2 separate regions of the Mus musculus genome follow, and region 2 is linked to region 1. The links are chromatin loops, found by intact Hi-C in ENCODE. Cell type or tissue: left cerebral cortex. All regions are shown on one strand. Region 1 overlaps Cers6 (ceramide synthase 6). Region 2 overlaps Cers6 (ceramide synthase 6).

What was found. Peaks named below come from ENCODE experiments on the same cell type or tissue, not always from the same donor. Only the 100,000 strongest peaks of a DNase experiment are listed, where the experiment ranks them.
Region 2: it touches region 1 in a loop (10-fold over the local background); 1 of 42 quality-filtered maps calls a loop at or near these places.

Annotation. Positions count from the first base shown.
Region 1 is chr2:68,987,966-68,990,465 of GRCm38, reverse strand. All of the region lies in intron 3 of Cers6 (ceramide synthase 6), which reads right to left. Among named protein-coding and RNA genes, the nearest start is that of Gm52515, 21 kb to the right of the region's middle. In left cerebral cortex, no CTCF peak of the experiment used is centred here; DNase peaks (open chromatin) are centred at 1,142 and 1,540; H3K27ac peaks cover 964 bases.
Region 2 is chr2:68,894,904-68,897,403 of GRCm38, reverse strand. The region is part of intron 1 of Cers6 (ceramide synthase 6); the gene reads right to left. Among named protein-coding and RNA genes, the nearest start is that of Cers6, 35 kb to the right of the region's middle. In left cerebral cortex, no CTCF peak of the experiment used is centred here; a DNase peak (open chromatin) is centred at 980; H3K27ac peaks cover 1,078 bases.

The DNA of each region.
Region 1 (2,500 bases):
GTGAATTATGAGCTTAAATCCTGAATACTAACACTGTATAATAACACTGGATGCTTACCGTGGTTCTTTGATGTTCCTTATAGAACATCTGTCCACATAGGTAAATCGTTCTGGGTGCCTTTAATTCACTAAAATTCCAAACACTGAATTGAAGTTGTTCCTTCTAGCAATCAGGTAGTAACAACTTTCACACGTAGAAATCTGGTGTTGACACTGAAGTTCTAAATTCTATAGAAGGCACATGTCTCATGTATAATTTAGCTGCACTTAGAGATATATTTTTAAATAAGTCTGTTTCTTAATTTTCCTAGAGTTTTTGATCTGAATAAAAGAATGCAAGTCAGTTCCCTTGAAGTTTAAAAACGAGAAAAAGAAAAATGACGTTCAGCACTCGTGTTGGACAAAACCCTTGATACTGGCAACTCCCACCTCCTTCATCACCAGCATCACCATCAAAACACGTACACAGCATACACATCATCTCCAGAACCTGTATAACTTTGCCAACTTGGCATTTATTTTTCAATTGCTTGTCATTCTGTGGTTTAGAAAGATAGTAAGTATTATTTCATTTATGTTCCCTTCTCTGGAAGTCATTTAAAATGTCCTATTTCTATACTTTCAAGCTCAAACATGCATGCAAACAGAAATCTGTGAATTAAAATTGGGAATTTAATGTAGGAAGTTAAGGCCAAGAAATTGGAGTCTACTTAAGAAGTAAGTGTCAATTTCTTACTCTATAAACACAAGACAGAAGGGCTGTGGGGATGGCTCAGGTTAGGAAACTAACAGGAACCCATCCCTGGCCACTGTCTTCAGGAAGGAGAGAGGTCCACAAGCAACCAGCAGATGAGCACATAAGACTACCAGCTAATACAACTGAAACCACGATTCAGCATCATGGAAAAAACAGGTCTTTGCATCGAGAGTCATAATCACATTGAGGCTGGTGCAAAATTATTTCCTGGAGTTGGCTGCAAGCTTCTGTGGGGTATTGCAGAGGGTTTTGTTGCTGTTGCTGTCACTCTTTTTACTTATCTTTTTTTTTTTTTCTTCCATGAAATTCTGGGTGGGAAAAGAAATCCACCTGCTCTGTCAGCTGACTAGGATATTTTTATGCACCTTTGTGAAGGAGAGCGCATCCAGCCAATTTGCCTCGTTGAATCATAGGATGTAGGCTGATGTGTAACTGGTGCTGGGTGGCGGGGACTGTGAGGAAGCTGACAGAAGAACTGCAAACTCCTCAGCAATCATTCCAGGTTTGTCTGGAAGTTAATCGACATGAGCCTACAGAGTCTGTCTGAGGACGATGCTAACAGAAACACTGAAGGTATTTCGCACAATATTGGCAGAGATGGGTGGTAGTTAACTGCCCGATGCTATAGCAAAGTAGAAAGTGGATATGACAACTACTCATACATGATCATTACAAAGCCACCAGATCAATTTAATTCCATACCAAGAGTTAGTGAGTACAAGCCATCCTGCTAGATACCAAAAAACCTGGACGGATGACTTTTAAATAAATTCCCATTAGCAGGCAAGATGAAACAGATTTACAGATGACCAAACTCTGGATGACACATCGGTAGATGCAATCATGCTGCCTTTGAGGTTCCAGAGAACGAAAACATCATGTTAGATGGTAGGACAAAGATTTTCCTACTTCTGGAGAGGTATGCAAGGGATCTGGAGCAAGCTTGGGGCCTTTCCCTTGCTCTGAGAAAGGTATAACAATTCCCTTTTATTTTATATTATGGATTTTCTTCAATTACATTTCAAATGCTATTCATTTTCCTAGTTTCCTCTCCAAAAGTCCTCTATACCCTCCCCCTGCCCTGCTCCCCAACCCACCCACTCCCCCTACCTGGCCCTGGCATTCCCCTGTACTGGGGCATATAATCTTCACAAGACCAAGGGCTTCTCCTCCCATTGATGGCCGACTAGGCCATCCTCTGCTTCATATGCAGCTAGAGACACAAGCTCTGAGGGTTACTGCTTAGTTCATATTGTTGTTCCTCCTATAGGGTTGCAGACCCCTTCAGCTCCTTGGGTACTTTCTCTAGCTCCTTCATTGGGGGCCCTGTGTTTCATCCAATAGATGACTGTGAGCATACACTTCTGTATTTGTCAGGCACTGGCATAGCCTCCCAAGAGATAGCTATATCAGGGTTCTGTCAGCAAAATTTTGCTGGCATATGCAATAGTGTCTGGGTTTGGTGGTTGTTTATGGGATGGATCCCTGGGTGGGGCAGTCTTTGGATGGCCCTTCCCTCAGTCTCAGCTTTGAATTTTGTCTCTGTAACTCCTTCCATGGGTATTTTGTTTCCATTCCAAGAAGGAATCCACATTTTGGTCTTCCTTCTTCTTGACTTTCATGTGTTTTGCAAACTGTATCTTGAGTATTCTAAGTTTCTGGGCTAATATCCACTTATCAGTGAGTGCATATCATGTGAGTTCTTTTGTGATTGGGTTACCTCACTCAGGATAATATCCTCCA
Region 2 (2,500 bases), 93 kb after region 1:
AGTACAGTACTTATTCCACCTTTAAACATATGCACGTAAGTAGGCATGCTTAGCATCTCCAATATACACTACCATAACATGTTCACCAACAAGTACATAACCAACAGCTGTGCAGGCATTCATTGTGCAAATGCCACGTGGCTACCCCAGCCTACTCTTCACTGGAGAGGGATGTTGACATAAACAAAAATAACAATTGCTCGCAACCGAAGATAAAAAACAGTATATGATGTGGCCTGTTAAGTGCGTTATCAGCTAACTGCAGAGATTAAAAACACATTACAAAGATAGATCTGTGCTAAGTACTACCATGGGTGACTGCAGAGGCAAGTAGTAGTCAGTGGGAACTGGGATGGTATGACTGGTCCAGCATCAGTAGGCAAGTTCCAGACAGAAGAAAGCTGGTAGGCTATCTATCCACGGGCTGAGATGAGCATAGCTGAGAGACATGATTGGCAAGTTAACGGGATGCTGAGGGCATCCAGTGTACAAGAGAAACAATAACATTTGAACGCAGCACAAAGCCCTTTGCAAGGTCTCTCAAGATGGTACTCTCTATAAATGGGGACTTAAATCAAGGTCCTCTGGGGTTTGAATGCCTACCCCTTCTCTATACTTAGTTTTGCTTCTTTTACTTTTGCCTTATCAGTCGCTCTGACCTCATTACTAAGCACCCACCCCACCAATGCCACCAACCCCCTCTGGTGTCATGGCAGCCACACCAAAACTGGTCTTAACTGTATACAGAAGGCACACAGTCAATGCTCACTGAATTTTAAATACAAGTTGATTCCTTCTACTCTCAAAACTGCCCCCGTTTATCCTTAAAATGTCCCTCTATGGCTATGATACTTTTTTCTTTCCTCTAAAAAGAATTCCATCTGGCTCCTTGCAGAGTTCTCTCCCCTAGTTCCCTCTGCCCACTGTAGGCTGATTCACCACATGTCAGCTACACTCCAGACACAAGTACGAAATATCCAGGTCAGCTTTTTCTCCCTACACTGGATTAGAAATGCAGATTGGACTCAAGGCTTTGGAGACAGGTGTGTTGAAAGCATGAATTAACAGCTCACAGCTTGGCAGACAGTAAGAGAACCATAAATAGCAGCCACGGGGACAAAAGAGAACACAGACACGATTTGCCAATATGTAGTGTGAGAAAATGCCTAACCACTTAAAACCCAGTAATAATGGTTGCAAATTGTCAGGGGAAGGTTAAAGCAGGTCCATAAAATCTGACTTAGCCTTTAAGCCAAAAGTAGCTTTCTTTACAGAACTTTAAGTGGAAGCTTCGAGGTAATCTAGAAAACTCTTATGTGAAACCTGCTTATTGGTGAGGCAAGACTCTTAAAAATCAAGGGCTGCCGTGATAAATAAATAAAATGGAGGACATAGTGTAAGTATTATACCAAATAAGGATCTCTTACATCTGGTTCTCCCGGTTTGCAAGCCCCTGCGCCTCCCCCCCACCCCCCAATAGCAACTCGTGAGTATCAGTAAGACTCAGCAACAGTGGTGTGTCCACTATCAACTGAACACTCACTATGGAGAAGAACTCACTGTGCTGGTCTGACAGGTGCTTGGGACAGTATGGAGAGCCACCAGACCACAGTTCCTTTTCTTGGATGACCCTTAAGCTAAGAACACCAGCACCAATTTTATCATATCTAATATGTGCAATACAAATCTCTCACCACTTGACATGATCTCACCTTCTCATGGGGCTGGTCTGTGAGGAACACTAGCTGACAACTCTTCTGCCAATCAAGGACCATTTAAAGCAGTGATGCTAACACATGTATATGTGTCAAATGACATAGCGACAAGATTACTCACTGTGCAGTCTCTGCACAGCCAAAAGGAGGGGGGCACCACCTACGTGTCCTTTGGGGAAGATTTATTAAACAAATACTTAGTAAGTAGAACACTCCTAATATGACTGATGATAGTTCGGAGCAGAGCATGTGGCGTTAACACTCACAGGAGTAGGAAGAGGCAGAGACCTATACCTATATACACATAAGAAGTACGTGGCTCCAGCAACACAGCTGGGTTGGGACGGTTCTGTGGAAGACTCTTTTGCACTCATTAAACTTGGAGTGAATATTAATTAGTTAATTAATACCACCGCTCCAGATGGGTCCAAAGGCAAAAGCAAAATAGGGACCATCCTGCTCCGTAGCACGGCCCTGGGCAGAGGAAGGTTCTGCATGAGAAGGCAATGGAAATTACAACCATGTGTACAAATGAGCAGATTACTTTAGGGAAAGAGTGGCCTATTAATTTTCTCAACATCAAACTTCAGTGTACTATCATGTACATCATGCCTCAAAGAAAATTTAAGTATGACCGGAAGGAAGTGCCACCTGAGCTCACGCCTCCAAACGGCTGCCCTTTTGACCCACCCTCTTTTCTTGACTGTTTTTCTTTTGTGGATACCTTTGTCATTTAACAGATAACCTTTGCTTCTGTAAATGGATCTTGAGGCCAGGACTGTCCA